2 separate regions of the Homo sapiens genome follow, and region 2 is linked to region 1. Evidence: chromatin loops called from intact Hi-C (ENCODE). Cell type or tissue: heart left ventricle. All regions are shown on one strand. Links, peaks and the distances in the headings refer to the core of each region. The heading gives the core; the rest is flanking DNA.

Region 1 (11,591 bases), core at 2,231-10,230:
TAAAAATTTATTTTAAATGGACATATTAAAGATTGTAGATATCATGTACAATATGATGTTTTAAAATATATATACATTGCGGAGTGGCTCAATACAGCTAGTTAAGGTATGCGTTACCTTGCATAGTTTTTCGTTTTTTGTGGTGTGAACACTTAGACTCTGCTTTTTCTCCCCACAATTTTCAAAGAATACAATGCATTGTTATGAACTATATTATGTTGTACAATAGCTCTCTTGAATTTACTCCTATCTAACTGAAATTTTGTCTCCTTTGACTAACATCCCCTTACCTCCATCCCACCCCCAACCCCTGAGAACCACCATTCTACTCTTGTTACCGGAAAGGGGTACTGATCCAGACCCCAGGAGAGGGTTCTTGGACCTCGCACAAGAAAGAATTTGAGGCAAATCCATAGAGTGAAGGCAAATTTAATAAGAAAGTAAAGGAATAAAGAATGGTTATTCCGTTGGCACAGCCTCCCTGAGGGCTGCTGGTTGCCCATTTTATGGTTATTTCTTGATTATACGCTAAACAAAGGGTGAATTATTTATGCCTTCCCGTTTTAGACCATATAGGTAAGTTCCTGACATTGCCATGGCATTCGCTAACTGTCATGACACTTGTGGGACTGTAGCAGTGAGGACGACCAGCAGTCACTGTCATCGCTGTCTTGGTTTTGGTGGGTTTTAGTTGGTTTCTTTACTACAAACTGTTTTACCAGCAAGGTCTTTATGAGCTGTATCTGGTGTCGACCTCCTAGTTGATCCTGCTACTTAGAATGCCTACCCATTTGGGAATGCAGCCCAGTAGGTCTCAGACTTATTTTACCCAGCCCCTACTCAAGATGGAGTTGCTCTGATTCACACGCCTGTGACAGGTTGTACTTGTAGGAGTTCAGCTGTTTTAGATTCCACGTATTAATGAGATAATGCAGTATGTGTCTTTCTGTGCCTGGCTTATTTTGCTTAAGATAATGTCCTCCAGGTTTATCCATGCCATTGCACTATCACCTACTGGAGGGCCAAAATCCAAAACACTGATAACACCAAGTCCTGGCAAGGATGTGGAACGACAAGGCCTCTCATTCACTGCTGGCGGGGATACAAAATGATACAGTCATTTAGAAGACAGTTTGGCATTTTTTTTTCTTACAGAAAGAAAATATATTTTTACCATATGACCCCGCAATTACGCTTTTTGGTATTTACCCAAATGAGTTGAAACAAAACCTGAAAACAGATGTTTACAGCAGCTTTATTTATAATTGCCAACATTTGAAAGTAACCAAAATGTCCTTTACTAGGTAAATGGATAAATATACTGTATTACATCCAGACAGTGGAATAATATTCAGCACTAAAAAAGTAAGTTATCAAGTCACAAAAAGACATGCAGGAAACTAAAGTAAAAAACACAATCTGAGAAAAGTACATACTGCATGATTCCAACTATGACATTCTGGAAAAGACAAAACTATGTATATAATAAAAGGATCAGTGGTTGCCAGGTATCAGTGGGGAAGGAGAGAGAGATGAATAGGCCAAGCACAGGGAATGTTTAGGACAGTGAACCTATACTGTATGATACTATAATGGTAGATAAATGTCATTATAGTTTTGTCAAAACTCATAGAATATATAACACCAAGAGTGAAACCTATGTAAACTATGGACTGGGTGATATTGACTTGTTAATGTAGTTCTATCAATTGTAACAAATGTATCAATCTTGCATAGGATATGGATAGTGGGGAAGACTGTGCATGTGTGAGCACAGGGAGTATATAGGAACTCACTATTTTCCACTCAATTTTGCTGTGAACATAAAACTGCTTTAAAAAAATAAAATATCTAAAAAAAAACAAACCAAAACAAAATACAGCTAACATCATACTTAATCATAAAACTGAATGCTTTTTCCCTAAGATGGGGAACTAGGCAACGATCTTTTCTCACTACTGTTGTTCACTATCATACTGCAAATCCAAGGTAGAACAATAAGACAAGAAAAGGAAATAAAAGGCATACTGATTTACAACTTCCTTTCTTCCTTTGTTTGCAAACTAAACGTGCATATAGAAAATCCTAACGAATTGATAAAAGCAACAACAGCAAACAAAAGACAAACTCCTGGAGATGCTAAGTGATTATAGCAGGTTTGCAGCATACAATCTTACTATATGAAAGCCTATATAAAATCTTACTATATAAGAGATAATTTACTATATAAAAGGTAATTACACGAAATGTCAATGTTATCAAGGCCTCAATGGTTTGACTTTGCTAATGTTTAGGTTCTGTATACCAGTAAAAAGTCTTGGGATTAGAAATGAAAAACACGATCTTCTTTACATTAGCACAATAAAGTAATACTTAGGTACAAATGTAACAAAAGTATACAAGATCTATGTGAGGAAAAATAAAAAATTGTGATGAAAGAAAGAATATCTAATTAAATGAGGAGATACTCTACTTTAATGCATAGAAATAGTCAACATTAAGATGTTAGTTCTCCCTAATTTGATCTACAGATTCAATGCAATTCCAATAAAAATTCCAGCAAACTATTTTGTGGATATCAAAACCTGATGATAATGTTTATATGAAAAGATAAAAGACACATAATAGCCAACACAGTACTGAAGAAAAGCAACGAGTTGAAAGAGAGGCACTCAAAAAAGGTTTATGCTGTAAATCCTACAGTAACCACTAAAAATTAAAAAAGACATATAACTAATAGCCATTGGTGGAATTTTAAAAACAGCCCACAACCCTCAATTAAGAAAATAGAAGCAAAAATGTATAGGAGATAGAACACATGAAGCAAATAGAAAATACTACTTAAGATGGTCATTTTAAAGCCAACCATATGGATAATTACATGAAATGTCAATGTTCTCAAGGAGTCAATTGAAAGTAAGAGAATATGATGCTGGAATAAACAGATGTGACAATTTTAAGTTGAAAGTTAAAAAAAAGGAAAGGGTGAGAAAATGATAAAGGAGTCAATTCATCAAGAAAATATCACTTTCCTATGTGTATTCTCCTTCAATAAAAGTAATAAAATTTAAAAAGGAATTAAATCTACATACAACCAGAGGTTAAGACTTCAATTTTCTCTCAGTAATTTATACCAGAAATGGAGAGAATGGATAGAATATCGACAAGAATAAAGACCGAAAAACCATACAATCAATTTGATGTACTTGACAACAGAGGTGTCCTCCATGCCAAAAGAACAGACATAGGTAGCAAATATGCATATGAAAAGACTGTCACTATCATTAGTCATTAGAAAAATGCAAATCAAACCATAATGAAGAACTGCTACACACTTACTAGAATAACTAAAAATAAAAACTGACAATATCAAGTGCTGCTGAAGATGTGAAGCAACAGGAACTCTCAGAGATTGCTAGTAGTAATGAAAGTAGAGCAATCACTTTGGCAAACAGTTGCACAGGATTTTTCTATTTTGTTTGTTTGTTTCTGTTTGTTTGTTTGTTTGTTTGTTTGTTTTGGGATGGAGTCTTACTCTGTAGCCCAAGCTGGAGTGCAATGCCACTATCAGGGCTCACTGCAGCCTCTACTTCCTAGGCTCAAGTGGTCCTCCCACCTCAGCCCCTGAAAGAAGCTGTAACTACAGGTGCATGCCATCATTCCCAGCTAATTTTTTTTTAATTTTACTGGAGACAAGTTCTCACTGTGTTGCCCAGGCTGGTCTCAAACTCCTGAGCTCAAGTGATCCTCCAATTTCAGCCTCCCAAAGCGTTGGGATTATAGATGTGATCCACCGCACCCAACCCTTCCATTTGAAAATATCAAACATGATATGTTAGTCAATTTTCAAACTGCTATAAAGAACTTCCTGGAGACTGAGTTTATAAGTACAGAAAAGAGGTTTAATTGACTCACAGTTCCACATAGCTGAGGAGACCTCAGGAAACTTACAATCATGGTTGAAGGTGAAGGGGAAGAAGCACCTTCTTCACAAGGCAGCAGGAGAGAGAAGCAAGCAAGAGCAGGGGAAACTGCCTAACAAAACCATCAGATCTCACGAGAACTCACTCACTATCACAATAATAGCATGGGGGAAACTGCTCCCATGATCCAATCACCTCCCTCCCTTGACACCTGAGGATTACAATTTGAAATGAGATTTGGGTGTGTACACAGAGCCAAACCATATCATATGATTTAGCAATCCTACATCTAGATATCTACCTAAGTCAAATAAAAATGTATGTCCACAACAAGCATATATGGAAAAGTTTATAGCAGTTTCATTTATAACAGTCCCTAACTGAAAATAAACGTCAAGTTTTGACTGGACAAATAAATTGTGAGATATTCATACAGTGGAATACTATTCAACAATAAAAATAGCATACCACAGATACATGTAGCAATATGAATAAATCTGTTAAGAATTATCATAAGTGAAAGAAGCCAGACACAAAAGGCTACATATCGTCTAATTCTGTTTGTGTGACATTTTAGAAAAGCCAAATGATAAAAACACAAAAAAGTAGAAATGGTTACCAGATCCTGCAAGTTGAGGGAAGGGGATTGACTACAAGAGGCACAAGGAAAATTTTGGGATGATGGAAATATTTTATTTCTCATTTGTAATTGTGGTTACATAGTTGTATATAATTGCTAAAACAGATAGAAACGTACATTTAAAGAGTGAATTGTACAGTGGTGAATTATATCTCAACAAATCTAAATTTAAGAAGTTATTGAAGAAAAATTCTATGAAGAAAGGTATCCTTTGCTGAAATGTCACTGTAGAGTTTAAGGGATGACACATGGTGACCTAGCTGGGGTAGTATGTTTGCCCTTCTAGAGAGCAGTTAGATACACAACTCGAGGGATGAAGTAGAGTCCACCATGTGGGTTTCACTGACTGACTTAAATAGTGTCAAATGCCTTGCTTAAGCCAGAACAAATAATTGTTTCCCACTCTTCCTTTTATCGTTTTTTATTTTAACAAGATTTTATGTTTTCTCTAGAGTACCCTCCTACTGTCTTAAAAATTTTCTAGTATATCCGAAGGAAATTCAAATCTGACTTGGCAATGTCTTTGTTTATAGACAAAGACATTTCATTTGGTTTCACATATACACACTTTGTGTATATGTAACACACCTTGTGTACATGTAACACATTTTGTATATATACAACTAAATGAAATAGAAATCATTTTCTGTTTCTGTGAAAATTTCAAAGTAATCAGGAGACCATGGATTTTGGTGTGCCATTTAGCCAAAATTCTAATAAATAAAATATTATTTAAAGGGTTGATAAGCGGAGAGAATTAGCTTCTGTAAAGTACCTCATTGGTTTCTATCAAAAGAATCTGACTTCTCATTTAAAAATGAGAATATTAGTACACTCCTTGCAGTGTTCTCTTGTAAGAATATTAACTGATATTATATATATAAATTATCTGAGGCTCAGACAAATTAAGCAATTTTCTTAAATTTATCCTGAATAAATGACAGATGAGGGCCATTTTACTAATCATTAGTAGACCTTGTTAGCTGTATGTGGAAAAGTGTTGGATAGCATGACTCTTAGAACTAAATTTTATAGCTTCAATAGCATAAGTTACTTTACTGTGACTTCACAAAATACAATTAACAATCCTTTTACAATTTTCCTAATATAAAACACACACACAGACCTTCCTTGCATTTATTTAATTGTTCCACTAGATGGCATTATGAGTCCACAGGGTGTCAAATACACTTTTGTAAGAGTTCTAAAACATCGACATCTTTTATCTATGGCGAGTTAAGTAAACTTAGGCCTTAACTGCATTTGTTCCCATATATGTTGATATTTCTTTTACCATTCTCAAGCGAAATATTACTGAAAAAATGCAACATGTTAAGTTGTTTTAACCACATTACCTTGGGTGTGGCATGGTGAGACTCCACAGGGATCCAGAAAGAGAAACAAATTTTACAGTTGTGTCACACCCAGCTTCCTGGGAGAGCACAGCCAGCCACCCCAGGCCACTCCGGAGAGGTGCTGGGTTGGCCCCAAGGCAGGGGCAGGAAGGGGTTGCGGGCAAGAGCTGTTATTATGGTTTCTGCCAGAGGCAAGGGCAAGGCAGGACAGGCAGGTTTCAGGCTGGCTAATTTAAATAATTCAGTGCGCTGGGGCATAGGGCCTGTCCCCTGACATCTGGAACCTGGCCATGAGAAGACAAGGGAGGTCGGCTGCTCAAGAAAGGAACCGACTCGTTTCTAGCCAGGACCTCAAAACTGAGTCAAGACCACACAAAACAACCAACCAACAAAAGACAAAAGAACAACAACAAAAACCCTATATTGTGTAGATATTATTTATGTTTTGTGTCAAGACTGTTCATATTTCATACAAATGAAGGTCACTCAGAGCTTTCTATCTTATTGGAAATTGAGTCTCTTTCCATTCATCCCTAAATATTCATGAAGGAATTGTGACAGAGACTACAAAGCCACTTTTGTCAAGCAGTATTTTGGGACTGAGAACGGTACGTCTGGGTAGTTTCTGTTCCTAGGTGTTGGATTTGTACCTCTTGAGTGTGGACCATTTTCCTCTGTGTCTTATCTTTCTTGTGAAGAAAATTAAAAGGCTCAACTAGATAGTGAAGATTTACTCCTTTAAGTCATGATATTTGATGCATGAAACTTTAAAGAAGAGCCTGGAAAAATGGCGGGCAAATATACCCATCATGGCATAGCTAGCAGAAATGATTTGATTATGTAATATATCATAAAAAACAAATATTGTGGATCCTGATAGTGAAATGATTAAAAAGTCAGAGGGCAAAGGGACATAAAAATTCAAATGAAGAGATAAGAAGTTCAGGTAAAGAGGAGAACATATATTAAAACTTGAAATTTGAAGCCCCAGAAGCAATAGCCAAAGTCTATATCAATACCCCCAGGACTTCCAAAATCAGAAAGGGACCCAACTCCGATGCAGAAGTAAATCCTCTGACAAACAGTTCTACTCTGGGAGCTCTCCATTTGAGAGGTCCTGAAGTGGGGCATTCACACTTTTTCCACCCATGAATTTGGCCGGGCAAGATCTCAGTGATGGTGACCAGAGAAGCTGTTTCCACAGCAGCCCTCAGGAATAGCACTGGTGGATTTGTCTGTGGCAAGGAGCGAGGCATATCAGCCAGACAGGCTAATTGGTGAATCCAATATGAATAGAAAAGGAAGGCTAGAAAGAGTATTTTAGAGATAGTATTATACTGGGAGATACCAGGGAAACCGGGGAAGCATTATCACAACTTACAAATAGAAAGGTGATACAGAAGCAGCAAGATAAGCCCAAGCAGAATAAATTGCTTGACCAGGTTCAGGAGTAAACTAAAGGCATGAGGAAATATATTACAAAATGCAAAATGCTAAGCTTTACTACCATTGTTACTGTAACATTCATGTTCCTTCTTTTTTTGTTTTCAACAAAAATGAAATCAAACTTTATTTTTCTCTAAATTAAACTTTCCACATTTAACAGGTAGAATAATTCATTTGGCGATAAATTGAGTAGATTTGTATTTTTTGTATTTCAACATTTATTTACAGCACACCTAAGCTTTCAAATTATGCTGACAGTTTTGAAACTCTCATTTTGTTAACACCTCTCTTATTTTTTATATTGAATCTAAACTTCACTTTTCCCTGACTGTCTACCCTTATTTACCTCTAGTAAAATTATTATATTTTATCATAAATATATGTTTCTATGACTAAGCTCTCCACTAGGTTATCAACTCCTAATATACTGTTTTCTTTATCATTTTTGTTCCCCAAGGCCTGGGCACATTCCATGGCATACACTGGGTAATTGACATACGTTAAATGAATGAATGAAATTCATGTTTCGATATTCTAGGTGAAGAATTGGGAATTGGATAAAATATTTACATAGACTTATCATTGGGAAAAATATGACCCTGGCCATTACGATACCCTGTCCCAGAGTTTTATAACTGATTTTTATTAGGAAAAAAATGAACAGGAAAAGAATAGCCAAGAATAAGTAGTTTAAAATATCAAAAAGTAGAGTTTCCTTTTATTTAACAGAAGAGTGAAATCATTACACTGAGATTAGAGTAGAATTAATTGTCTTGTGAAACATAAACGTAAGAGAAATTTTACCGGAGTGCCCAAATCTCCCAGGAGTGAAAGACATGCAAAGAACATATAGAGAAGAATTCATTGATAGCCTCTTTTTGTACATTTACTTTTAAGTGTAGATTTCTATTTTATTTCTACTATTTTCTCATCTTCACTTTTTAGTTTTGTTTCACAATTTACAGTTAAATATGAAAAATATAAAGTCATCTATCATATAAAATAGGTTACTATTATTGCATTTATAGATTTTGCTTCTGGTGGAGATTTTTTATTTCGTTATCTTCAATTAATAATGAATGAAGGGCTTCAAGGAGATTAGGGATGGATGTTCCAGAGGTTGCACACGTATTGCAAATAGACAGCCGAAGTCCTTCCCCTCTGTATCTTATCCTAAGGAGAGATAGAACACACTGTTCTGAAAATAAACAATTGAGCTCATGATTTGGAACTCACTGGCAAAGAAGAAACAGCATGAGGCTAGTGATGGAAAGGAAGAGAAAAAGGCTGGTTTATCAATGAGCGTATTTTAAAATAATAAATGACATATCAAGGGTATCTGTCACTTGGGAAATCCAAGAAAGAGTAAGATGGATTGTTTGTATTTCTAATTCATGTCATAAGTTCCATGGATTTCTTATAACACCTATGGCAATATTTTATTCTTCATTCAGTATATGTCAAATGTCTGTTTTTCTCATTCCTTTAGATTTGGATATTTCTGTGCTAGCAGGTCTTTCCTCCACTCTGAGGCCAAGAACAAATTATAGATGCATCTTTTAAAGAACAATAGTTCTGGTGTTGCAGAGAAATTACTTTTGCAACTTCCACCATAAATTTTCTCTTAAAACACTATCTACAGTGTGAAATTGAGTAGACATGTGATGGAGCTCAACCCATTTATTTCTCCCCTCAAAAAATCATTAAGTTTTAGTCCCATTGAAAGCTGTACTGATATTAAAGAATGCATTATATTCCTTTAAATTGCTTCCTTACCTACACATTATCCTGGTACAAAAGCAGCTCACAATATTTCACATTTTGAGCTGATACCTCTGAACACAGGGCCACACACACACACGCACACATACACAACTTTATTATTAAGATATAATAGCAACGTAAAATGGAACAAATGTGGTTTACAGTTTGGTTTTGGGGGTTACAATAACTAATTTTTATGGTCAGATATGCTATTGGCAGTTGGGTTTTTGTGTGTTACTCTATTTGGTATTAATTTTCAAACAAAAGTGTTTACTATATTATAATTTATTTTGCCTTATAAAATTATCTTAATTATGCAGAAAATATTAGTACTATGGTTCACTTTTAATTAGCATATTCTAAGAAGAGAATTTAATCCAAGGGATATAAAGATATTGATTATCTGCCTCCTATGCAACCGGGTCATGTATAATGTAGAGGCTGTTTGCATTAACATAAATTTCTAGCAAGAGCATTGAAATCTGTCACTATTACTGATTTTTGCTGTGAAGCCAATGCCCATTGATTTGAGCAGAAAAAATATTGGGAGGAATTTAGCACTTGCTTGCTATGACTTGTAGTCAATATCTGACCTATTGAATAGACATGCATAATATTGCACTTAATGCAGACCCATCAAAGTACATGCAAGAAGATACAGTGGATGAGCATATTCAAAGTGGCTTGTAGCCACCTATCTTTGATGGTTATTTTCTGATGGATTTCCAGGAAGGCTGAATAGAAATTGTGCATAGGTGTGGGGCTGTATTGTAGAGTATATTTAGCAAAAGCTGTGGCATATGAGACAGTACTGTGTAAGTTGCTGGAATTTGTTAGAAAATTTCCAGGACACTAAGAGAATTAGAGTATAAGGGACTCTCTGGATTTCCACACACAACAATAGAAGTAATGACAATTATAAGAGGTTCTGAAAATATGACTAAGTTTGAAAATTCAACTGACATAGATCTGAAAGCTTATATTCTATGGCCTTGGAACTAACTGACATTTTTGGTATGCCATTATTTTGTGTTTTTAATTCTTTAAATATTACAGGCCTTCTCCCAGTTATCACCTGCTTGATGCCCTGAACCTGCCTAAAAATCAGGCCCCAAACCTGATTTTACAACCTCCAGTGATTCTGCACAGGAGAGAGAAGAAAAACACACATTTCATATTTAAGAAAAGCACCTAAGGGTGATTCCAGGGCAATGAGCGGACTTCAACTCTTACGGCTTTATTTACGTTGCACCTATGATTTTCTTGTTTCTTGAGGACAATGTTAATTAAGAAGGAAAATTGGCTGATCTTGAGTAAGTCTTTCTCTCCCAAGATTCACATCACTAATTTGTACAATAGTCTTGATTTAAATAGTCTGTAAAGTTCTATTAAGTTATACTATGTTGTATAACCCCTACTTAATATTATTAGTAGTTCAATATATTTAATCATGAATTAGGATTTTCAGGCTTATGGGTGCAGACAGTTTAGTATCTGTGAAGCATTTAGGTACCTGGTTGATACACATTTGAGTTTGGTCTGAATCTTAATGCATCATGTTCTCAAATATTAAAGACTATTGAATTTGGTTGTTCTTGGATGATCTTCACTCTGTATATCCCAAATGTAATAGTCATCCTTTTAAAAATGACCTTTGATTTTATTTGTTTGTTTTTGTTCACAAAATGTGAAGGCATTGATGAAAACTCTGTCTGTGGAGTTAGGCAGCCTTCTTTCATACCCAATTCCACCACTTCGTGACTGTGAATTTTGGCAAGTCACTCAATTTTTCTAAGGGTATTTTCTCATCTGTTGAAACAGGAAAATTAAAAAATTATGAAGTTTAAAATTTTTACATATTAAGTGCACCACATTTTAAGTGTGAGCTGTTTGTCAATAATAATTTTATTGCTATCTTTACTATTGTTATTACCTCATTTCACCAAATTGTGATTCAACACTAGAAGTTGGCTGTAAGTCTTACAATTTGATATATGTATATATTTTTTAACTCTGAGGTACGTTCATGTTCCAAATTATTCTGCCTTATTTTCTGTGCAAATTTTCTGAAATTTACACAGAGTATTGAAATGAGCATGTCTTCATAAGTGCATCAGAGCAAAACAAAAAAGACCTAGAGAAAGACTACAGTTTTACGTGAGCCAGAGAATAATATAGGATGTATTCATTTTCTATTGCTGCATTACCACAAATTTAGGAACTTAAAACCACCACCATTTACCATCTTACAGCTTCTGCAGGTCAAGTCCAGGCACAGCAAAGATAAGGCCTCTGCTTAGGATTTTACAGAGTCTCTCTCTCTGTCGTCTAGGCTGGAGTGCAGTGGTGCGATATCGGCTAACTGCAACCTCCGTCTCCTGAGTTCAAGCGATTCTCCTGCTTCAGCCTCCTAAGTAGCTGGGACTACAGGCATGTGCCACCATGTCTGGCTAATTTTTGTAG
Region 2 (11,591 bases), core at 1,819-9,818, 120 kb after region 1:
CAGCAGTGTATGCTGTTAAGGCTAAACAGAAATATCCATGGAGAAGGAGACTTCAGAGAGAAAGTTCACATACAATTTACATGACAGAAGACATTTTTTTCTTCACTCAATTAAGAGGAACTATTCTTAGTTTTAGCCTAACTTAATTCAGTTCTGAATAATAGGGGCTTACCAAAAAGTTAAACTATTTGCTCATTAATTAGTGTAGAGACATTCAGTCTTCTTAGAATTTCTGTAATTTCTTTTTAAATTTCAGAAGTGCTTTATAAACATTTCAGTTTTGCTAATGTATGGATGTTTGTCAATGAAAAATTTCACCACAGTTAAACATGAAAGGAAGACTTTATACAAGGCTATCACAATAGAGGGGAGAAACCAGAATCCAGTCTGAGCTTTTAGGAGTTAAAGTAAGAAAATCATATGACAGTTTTTGGCTAATTGGCCTTATCCAAATGAAAGTAAAGCATTCCTATATACAAATAATAGAGAAGCAGAGAGCCAAATCAAGAGTGAACTCCCATTCACAATTGCTACAAAGAGAATAAAATACCTAGGAATACAACTTAAAAGAGATGGGAAGGACCTCTTCAAGGAGAACTACAAATCACTGCTTAACAAAATAAGAGAGGACACAAACAAATGGAAAAAAATTCCATGCTCATGGATAGGAAGAATCAATACCATGAAAATGGCCATATTGCCCAAAGTAATTTATAGATTCAATGCTACCATTGACTTTCTTTGCAGAATTAGAAAAAAAAACTACTTTAAATTTCATATGGAACCAAAAAAGAGCCTATATAGCCAAGACAATCCTAAGCAAAAAGGACAAAGCTGAAGGCATCACGCTACCTGACTTTAAACTATGCTACAAGTCTACAGTAATCAAAACCGCATGGTACTGGTACCAAAACAGATATATAGACCAATGGAACAGAACAGGGGCCTCAGAAATAATACCACACATCTACAACCATCTGATCTTTGGCAAACCTGACAAAAACAAGCAATGGAGAAGGATTCCCTATTTAATAAATGGTGCTGGGAAAACTGGCTAGCCATATGCAGAAAACAGAAATTGAACCCCTTCCTTACACCTTATAAAAAAATTAACTCAAGATGGATTAAAGACTTAAATGTAAAACCTAAAACCATAAAAACCCTAGAAGAAAACCTAGGCAATGCCATTCAGGACATAGGCAGGGGCAAAGACTTCATGGCTAAAACGCCAAAATCAATTGCAGCAAAAGCCAGAATTGACAAATAGGATCTAATTAAATTAAAGAGCTTCCGCACAGCAAAAGAAACTATCATCAGAGTGAACAGGCAACCTACAGAACGGGAGAAAATTTTTGCAATCTATCCATCTGACAAAGGTCTAATATCCAGAATCTGCAAGGAACTTAAACAAATTTACAAGAAAAAACAACCCCATCAAAAAGTGGGTGAAGGATATGAACAGACACTTCTCAAAAGAAGACATTTATGTGGCCAACAAACATATGAAAAAAAGCTCATCATCACTGGTCATTAGAGAAATGCAAATCAAAACCACAATGAGATACCATCTCACACGATTTAGAATGGTGATCATTAAAAAGTCAGGAAACAACAGATGCTGGCGAGGCTGTGGAAAAATAGGAATGCTCTTACACTCTTTGTGGGAGTGTAAATTAGGTCAACCTTTGTGGAAGACAGTGTGGCAATTCCTCAAGGATCTAGAACCAGAATTACCATTTGACCCAGCAACCCCATTACTGGGTCTATACCCAAAGAATTATAAATCATTCTACTATAAAGACACATGCACACATATGTTTATTGCAGCACCATTCACAATAGCAAAGACTTGGAACCAACTCAAATGCCCATCAATGATAGACTGGATAAAGAAAATGTGGCACATAAACACCATGGAATACTATGCAGCCATTAAAAAGAATGAGTTCATATCCATTGCAGGGACATAGATGAAGCTGGAAACCATCACTGTTAGCAAACTAACACAGGAACAGAAATCCAAATACCACATGTTCTCACTCATATGTGGAAGTTGAACAAGGAGAACACATGGATACAGGAAGGGGGACATCACACACTGGGGCCTGTCAGGGGGTGGGGACAAGGGGAGGGAGAGCATTAGGACAAATACCTAATGCAAGTGGGGCTTAAAATCTAGATGATGGGTTGATAGGTGCAGCAAACCACCATGGCACATGTATACTTACGTAACAAACCTGCATGTTCTGCACATGTGTCCCAGAACTGAAAGTAAAATAAGAAAAAAAAAAAAAAGAAGTAAACTTTCTTTGTATCTTCATGACAGAAGGAAGTTTTACACCTAGCCCTACGTGCCCACCAGAAATAGGACCCTATACTCCCAGGGACACTAGAAAATAGGAGTGCTATTTCCCTTAATGATTACATTTCAAAAGGATAGATCTCAGGTCTTTGTAAAAACTGTCAACAGACTTTTAAAAGGATCTACATCTGAAAGGGGAAAAGAAAGATTTTACAATTACAACTTTTTTAATGTAAATGATCTAAGGAAAGTGAGTAAAGCGACCCTGTGGTTAGGCCATCTGGATTCTGTAACGCTTGCATGAGAAGCAGTTCAGGGACTTAGAGGCAGGAATCAGCCTGTGTATAATCTACCTGAGGGAAATGTTAAGGCTTTCTTGGTTTTCTTCATCACTACCTTCTTTTGCTAATTATTTCATGTTTCTAACATTCAGCCTTTGGCCTTGGCTTTGCCGCAACACCATGTAAATTGTCCTCAAGCAGACAACTGGTCTCTTGATTTGCAAATACAGGGGCTTTGATGATATGTCATTTTGCACTCTGCCAAGCTGAATGTGAACGACAATATATGGTTTTCTTCCAAAGCCTCAAGGCCAGAGCAAGGACATAATAACTTCAAGTGGCCCTGCTACAGTTGTACAATAGTACTTTAATATGCATTTTTTTCCAACTGATCAAGGAACTGCATCTTTCCTCTAATAGGAATGAAAATAGAATCAATAATGCTTGCTGTAATCTAACTTAGATCTTTACCATACTGTTTGTCAAAAACCATGCAGCACACATATTATTTTGGGAGCAGAGAGGTTGAATTTAATCAGTGCCTTTTGTTTTCTTGCTACTTGCTTTGATTGCAGCAGTTTAGCTGTTTTGCTCTGTTTAGTCATTATCTGTTCCTCCCCCTCCTTCCTTCCTTCTCTTTGTTTCATTAGCATCTTTATTGTATAATTTCTTTATTGTTTGAGCTGTGGTTCTCAGTGTTTAAATGATTGTTTTGTTTCTAAATTCCCTTTTTTCATCAGAAACTTATTTTAAACAAAAGTAGTTTGAACAAATCTGACATACGCCCTTGAATTATATTTATTTATATATCTGTGAGAGAATTCATGTCATAGTTTTGGATGACTTGGATACATATGTAAATTAGCATAATGCCCTTTAGGTAGTGTGTACTACATTGATTGTACCAGTTAATGGCTTCACTGTCTCCATGAGCCTTGTAAGGGACTGCTGCTTCTCTTATCAAGAGGTATAGTCTATTTTTCCACTTTTGAATTTGTGCTGGTCCTGTGACTTGCATTGGTCAACAGAATGAAGCAGAGGAGGCTTTTGCCAGTTTCAAGACTAGAAACTTTAGTGGATGCCTGCACATTCCAGAGAATAAGCCTGGACTAACCAATGGGAAGATTAGAGAACATGCTGAAAAGATGTAAGTTCTCAGTTGAGGATATCCTACGTCAACCAGCTCTCAGGCAACCCACAAACTGACTACAAGTGCATGCTCACATCTAGTCAAGATCAACCACATCTTTTCATACTAGCAGAAGATCTTCATTGAGCCATAGACTGAAAGCAAAAATAAATTTATATGTTTCCACAATACCAGTAAGATATTGCCATTGTTATGTTACAAAGCACCATTTGGGTATTAAGTATATACTTTTCTCCATGTATATACTTTTCCCCATCATATACTTTTCCCCATGTATATACTTTTCCCCATCATATACTTTTCCCCATCATGTACACTTTTCTCTATCATATACTTTTCCCCATCATATATACTTTTCTCCGTCATATACTTTTCCCCACCATATATAAAAGTATATAGTTTTAAAGTATATAATTTTCCCCATCATATACTTTTCCCCAACAAATCATATTTTAAACATTTGTTGAGTGCCATAATATATACCAAGATACTGAGGGAAGTACTAGTGGCATAGAAACAAATGTCAACAACTCTCTCAACATGACATGCTCATGTGGAAGACAGACAGAAAAATCAGTCTGTATTACAATATAGTGTGATATATCAGATTTTTTAAAGCAATGAAAGTCAACTGACAAAGTTTTCCTAAAGACATGGTCCCAGAATATCATGGCTTCCAATAGAACCAAGATATTGCAATTGTTCATGTTTTACATTCTGCCACAGTGTCTGCATACTGAATTTGTGACATAGGGATATAAAAGCAAAGAAAATGAAGTGGGATGGAAAGAAAATGATTACTTTATACTTAACTAAACTAAATGGGGATAAAATTGATAACCTTTATGGTTTGAATTCATAAGTCCATTTTACCCTCAATTTAGTTTTATGTCTTCAAAAGCTCCTGTCCAATTTTACAGATTTCATAAAAGAAATAATTTTCTTTTGAAATTTCAGAATTGCTTTTTGGTTCAATTAAACCTTGATGCCAGGGCAACTGAAGCTGTTACCAGTTGACTGTCCTGCATATCTTGGCCAAGTGAATACATTCTGCATTTTTCCTTTATCTGCCTTGGAAGAATTATTCATTGATTGAACTCACATTTCTAGGAACACAGATGGAAAATGGTTTTAAAAATGTACCCTTTAAAAGAGTGTTCTATTTTCTTTTCTCATTAAATGTCTTTGTATAGTCAACTATTTCTTCCAACAAACCACAGCTATGCCCTGGTGGCTCCTTATCATCCTAGGTTCTTTTACTCTCCCATAATATTCTTTTCTCTATACCTGAGTTTGCTATGTCAGAAATACCTCTGCCATCCTCATAGTTGGAATAATATATTTATGCTCTTTCCTATGCCAAATGAAAAATATAAAAGGCAATACATGTCACTGAGTGAAATGCTGATTTTCCTTTCTTCCCTCCCTTCTTCATTTCTTTCCTTCCTTCCTTCCTTCCTTCACTGTCCTTTTTTCCTTTTTGTTCCCTTCCTTCATTTTTTAAGAATACACAGTTATTATTTATACATTGTTTATCAGCATGACTTTGTAGAGAATTTATTCTTGAACTTATTTTATATTTTGTGTCCATACAGATTATATATATTTGACTTAAAGTTTGCTAAGTAAAAAGAGAAGCAATTTGAAGTCATCCATTTGTATTTTTAATCCAGGCTGCATCATGTTCTTGCTAAGAAATAAGTCAAATAACCTGAATGATTCTCACCATATTATGCATAAAAGAAGGTAAATAATCTTACATTAGAAGCGTGATGTAAAAGTCAATCTAATTGTGTATATGTTAAAATAAAACCTTTCTGAATAGGTGACACTCTGAAAAACATTGTAGAATTGTTTAGAGATGTTGACACAGCAAAAAGTATAGTAAGTTCCTAAAATGTATTGAAGTAGAGAACAGCTTTTCTTGGACTTAAATTTTAAATGAACCTTGAAGTGTTATTAAAAATGTTAATTTTAAGAAGGAAGAGCCTTTCCAGGAAGAAATTTTCCAAATATCTGGGTTCCTAATGACTACTTCTTAAGTCTTGTGAATACTCGAAATAGAAACTCTTGCATTTTTATGATTAATCAACCTCTTATGTTCTAAGCCTGAGATCATATTTATCTATTTATCTATATATCTATCATCTATCTATCTCACTACATACACACACACACACTTCAGTAGGTAGCAGCAAAGGCTTTCTCTTTCACTGTGTTATTTTAACTTTCATAAGAGAAAAGTTGCCTTACTATAGAAAGAATATATTCCCAATTCCATGTTCACAGCTTTTCTTTAATTATCATCTTTCTTAACCACATTTTTCACTTCATAAACTTGGCATACATGTTATATAAGAAAGTTTAAAGTATGATCTGAAGTGCAAAGTAATATATATTTCAAAAAGATATTAAGTAGGCACAAAGATTAATTTGTTTTTTGTTAATCTCATCCTCTATTTTTCTCTTCATTAACACTTATTTCTGTGCCCTTTGGTAACTGGGAAAGACATAGTGAGTAAATTGTAAGGGGAAAAATCCTCATTACTTCATGAAAACATGCGTCATAAGGTCAAATTAAGGATTCAACATAACCCTTCCCTGTTAGTCGCGCTACTTATATGTTATTTATTGCAAAGGTAAAAGATACAGTTTATTTTCCAACTTGTAGCATTAAACATTTTAAATATTAAAGATGATAGAAAAACTTGGTTTGCATTTTCCTTTTGTGGACTCCAGAGGGCAGCATGCATTCTTTCAATGTCATAAAAGGTTAATAATAGCTATCCATCTATCTTTTTGTCTGTCTGTCTTTCTATCTATCTATCTATCTATCTATCTATCTATCTCTTCCATTGACTTTATATCTGTATTTCTGGGTAGAGACAAGTAGATCCCTGCTAAAAAGAAGAAATGAGAGAAATTATATATATATATATATATATATATATATATATATATATATATATATATTTAAATTATTAGATACTTTCTTTGCATTTCCAAAAGAAAAAACACAATGTGGTTAACTAAGCAGAACATATCCTTCTGGACCTTCCAAAAGTACTAAATATAAAATAACATTATTTTACTTTCATTTTAAAAACTATTTAATTTTATAAATAATTAAGCTTTTGAATAGATGCTGAAAATTACTCCATTCTTTATATAACCAACAAAACAAGACTAGAAAAGTAAAACTGACTTTCACCAGGACAAACAATGAATTTTCCTAAGAATAAAGGATGATATGGTAGCACATTCTGGACAACTTTTAGATGTCTGAATATATAGCAAGGGAAACTTAGATACTCCCTGTGTAAAGGGCTATCTTGTGCATTTACTTGTCTAGACTTTTAATAAATCAAGACCAGTCAGTGACCATTTATAAAGTGCTGGCATTATTCTAATTATAGAAGAAGTGTGTGATATATAACTGTAGGGGATGTGGAAAGACAAGCCTGTGTTTTTCAACTAATGATGCTTTTAATGACCTCTCCTCACAAGCTACTCAATGAACAATTTAGAAGAAGGTAAAGGTAATAAAGAGAGCTTTATTCTACTTACTTCTCTCTTAATTTCATCTTTTGGTTTGTTTTAATCAAGAAAAAATGGGACAAAATAATCATTTCACAGATAAAGCTTTAGTTAATGGTAGAGGAAAGAATATCAATCTGGAATTGAGCATTGAAAATTTGAAGCACCTGGGGGAGATTCTGCTTACAGAGAGAATGGGGACAATAAATGAGGACCATGGAAAAGGTAAAAGTGGCATTTTACTAATAATTATACATGAAATTACAGCGATTACATTTATTTTCCACTAAATTAAAACAAAACAAAGTTGCGACTAATGTTTAAAAATGCAAGAAAAGGAAAATGCAGTATTTTGATATGATATGCACACCTGCTTATATTTGTCTCTGGTTGTTTGCAGGACCTGGTCACATAAACTTTCACAATGGTATTTTTTTTTTTTTTAATGGAAGGGAAGCCCAAGTTCCTTATTTCTACTTGCAAGAAAATTAACACTTGGGAGAAAGTGCAGAATGATTGAAAGATGATCTTAACAAATCATTACATTTTTCTTTTTGGTCTTAACAAGTAGAAATAAAGCTACATCTATGGGATTCTTTAACATGAGCACTGTAATTTACATGCAAAATAAATTCAGGTGGAGCTATTCAGGGAGACTAGGTATAGCAGGATCACCATTTGTCAGAGATTATTACTCTAGAAGGCTCCCTAGGAGAAGCATAAATTTGTCCTGAAATAACACATTGCGTAATAACAGCAAGGAGCTTGTCTCTGCACTTCTCAAAGGCTGCACACCTGTGCAGAGAGACCTTCCCACTGAGCCTATCAAGCTAACCTGCTCATTCATGTGGCAATCCCAGCCCTTAGTTAGGAACTACTGAAGCAATCACAGAACCATCAATTTACCCACTAACATGTTGTCTTTGAAACATAACGGGGATAGATCTATTTCATTTGAAACCCTAAATGCTTTAAGAAAGACTGGGTTAGTAGGAAGATACCAAACACTGGATTTAAGTAATCCTAAATTTAAAAAAAAAATCTCAATAGTTTGGCTCATTCATTAACTATGAAGATCAGTGTCCTCATATCTAAATGGAGAATAATAAAGTCCTCATCAGAGGATTATTGTGATGATGATAATTGCTTTAGGCAAAGTGTCTAGCGCAGTGCCTGGAATAATTGAGCATCTCTGCTTGTGTTGGAATCAGGGGGCCTATAATATTACAAACTCAGATCTCGTCCTTCATGTAAGATGACAAACCATCCGCAGCATAACCCCAAGCTCTGAATAGTAGCACTGACCCATTTGTGTTATGTGTCCCTGCCCACATTTAACTTATGGATTCTGGTCATCCAAGGCTCGGTGAGATATAGAATGGTTCTGGGTACTCTAGCCATGAGACTGTTAACGAGCTAAGTGGCCATAAATGGAGTTACACTGTGTGCTCATTCAGGACCAAGTTCCAAATAGCAACTTTCTGTCTAGCTAGTCCTTCAGCCACTTGTAAGGAAACTTTAATGCAAAGATATCCTTTTGAAAGTAGGAGCAAACCTTTTTATTATTGAATACTGATTTAGTTAATTGAATTATTAAGCCTTTGGAACTTCATCCATTTATAGTTCCACTGTCATTTTGTTGTTTTGGAAGAGTGATATGAGGGAGCACACTCATTTACCAAGCCTACACTAATAGTTGGTAAATGTGGTTGTGCTTAAATTTAAATGGAAAGCTAAACTCAGCAATTTAATTCAAATAACGAGCTACCAATTATTTTCAGGATCTTAGAGCTCCTTTTGGTTATAAATTGCTGTTTGCAGATAGCAACTAGTCAATCATTTCACCACAAAGCCTCTTATTAAGTAAAATTGTTTTAATCGTTAAAAGTGTTTGGAGTTTCAGAAAGTCAGACAGCACAAAAATACCTAATAATACACTCTAAGCCACCTACAATGAATTTCAACTTTATCTGGCTCCAAAGAGAAAATGACTAAAATATTTTTGGTGGATGAGTATCAGTGGATTTCCACTGCATGTATTATTTCAAACAGGGATAAGTGTATGATTAAGCAGAAAAAGAACTAATTGATTTGATTAAAAGTATTTTTAATAGAAAACCTTAAATAGACATCCTGTAGAGGAACATGGTAAGACTCTCTAACGTACCATAATCTATAAGGCATATACAAATATATACATAGCTATATATTCATAGCTATACATGCATGGAGCTAACATAATAGGCCTCTCATAGAGAAATAATTAACACTGCAAAATATGATTTTGACCCTCATTAGAGCATCTTCCTTAAATAAATAAGAGCTGTTTTCTTTATAAAATATTGTTTTTATTATCCACCTAAAAATTCCACCAGTCAGCAGTGGGATTTGGTTCATCACAAACAAACTTGAAAATAATTTTTTTAAAAACATAAATTACTTAGAGAAGATGCCCTAATTCCAAAAAAAATCAGTAGGCACATTTTCTAGAATTAGTTTTTGCTAACGTAAAAATTCACCAGTTCAAGACAAGAGAGGGTTTTAAAGCTATTTAGTGTATGTTCACATTCTATACATTCAACCATACTGGGGTCAAAATTGCCAATGTGCATAACATCAGACTGTCATAGTTCATTCTATTAAACTAAAAGCCTACAAAAGACACAATTTGCTCACATAAACAGGCTAAAGTTAAGTCCATTATGAGACAACAAAGAGCTCATCTTCTTGAAGAGATTGGAAAAGTTCAAATATAAAGCATAAAAATTTCAAAGGAATGTTAGGATCCACCCATGTAACTAATTCTTATTCTAGGCTAGATGCTAAGCTCTTTATGAGGAGCCAGTAAGTAATTGCATTATTAAAAACATGTTTTTTAAAATATTTCTTATTTTTATTTATTTATGCAAAGACAGTATCGGCAATAGGTAATGAAGACATGTTTTTAAGTTTAAAATTAATTTCCCATTTTGAAAGGTTCAGGACTTTGTCTCTTCTTTCTACCTTACCCTTTTAAGTACTTCACCCCAACAAAGTAGCAAAAAAGTGTATTCCTTTAGTTTTTCTTAATGTTATATTGGGATACCTACAATTGGCTCTTTAAAATTTAGTTACCATTTATAGTTAAGCTAGAGAGTTAATTACAGAATGATACATATAAGAATGTTATAGCACCTCAAAAAGTACAAATAATTTTTAAAAGTAAAATTTCAGGGCACTTCCAAATTCTGAGGTATAATAAAGTCCTCCTGGGGATTCTTAAGTTGAAAGACACTTCCCTTCACATTCAGAATAAAAATTACTAGGAATTATAGAGCACGATGCACACTGGTAATATGGCCCATAGTAGCTACATTAGGTGAGGGATAAATGGAGTCTCCATGTTTTAGAGACAACATAATTGGGAGAAAGGCCAGGAAGCCTCTGTAAACTCATATCTATGGCTGGTCAAATGATACTGATAAAACTGTTTCCCTTAAAAAGGTATTATCCCTTTGCTTCCTTTCCAGGGATTAGCCCTTGAAGTTCTTATACAGCTACTTCCCTTCTTTACATCACCAGTTCTAGGAGCAAACCTCCTGAAAGAATGGTAATACCGACTGGAAAAGCAAGACTGTGGGTGCAGCAAAGGGACCCTGATGCTCTAGTTGTTTGTCATTTACAATGTACAATGAAGAGAGCAGCTAATCTAGAAACACTGTTAACTCTGCCTCTAGCACATTCTTGGGATATGTGTATTAAGCAACTTTCGTGGTTTAGAAATACCTAAACTACATATGTTGATTCTTCTGGACATACAGCCAACTAGCAGACACTCTCTAGGTGCTGAAAATATAACACTGAACAAAAGTCAATGTTGACATGAAATTATTCTAATGATGAAAATAGACAATGGACACAGAATGAATTATGTCATATAATAGCACATGGTGTTAAGTGCTATGAGAAAAAAAATAAAACCGCATAAGGGTAAAGAGAGTGGTGAGATTGCTCTTTCAGACAAAGTGGGCAGGGAAAGCCTCTCTAAGGTGAATTTTGACTACTAAATTAAAGAACGTGAGGGAAACCATCTAGCTAATATTTAGGGGAAGGGCATTCCAAGTCTGTACACAATGGCAAATGCAATGGTCCCAATGTGGAAATATGGTTGGCATTGTGACAGAACCTGAAGGCCAGTGTGGGTAGGCATAGCGTAATTAAAGGAAAGTGCAGTAGAAATGAAATACATGAGCAATAAATGTGCCAGGTTGTATAAGGACTTGGATTTTATTTTGTGATGGGAAAGCATTTTTGAATTTATCAAGAAGAGAAAGATGATCTG

What was found. A loop is a pair of places that touch in the nucleus more often than their neighbours do. Peaks named below come from ENCODE experiments on the same cell type or tissue, not always from the same donor. Only the 100,000 strongest peaks of a DNase experiment are listed, where the experiment ranks them.
Region 2: it touches region 1 in a loop (2.6-fold over the local background); 5 of 110 quality-filtered maps call a loop at or near these places.

Annotation. Positions count from the first base shown.
Region 1 is chr18:60,679,306-60,690,896 of GRCh38, forward strand. No RefSeq gene overlaps it. Among named protein-coding and RNA genes, the nearest start is that of MC4R, 310 kb to the left of the region's middle. RefSeq lists enhancers at 5,599-6,100, 6,101-6,600. In heart left ventricle, for the core only: a CTCF peak has its summit at 5,717 (motif pointing right); no DNase peak of the experiment used is centred there.
Region 2 is chr18:60,802,116-60,813,706 of GRCh38, forward strand. No RefSeq gene overlaps it. Among named protein-coding and RNA genes, the nearest start is that of MC4R, 440 kb to the left of the region's middle. RefSeq lists an enhancer at 1,955-2,690. In heart left ventricle, for the core only: a CTCF peak has its summit at 6,471 (motif pointing right); no DNase peak of the experiment used is centred there.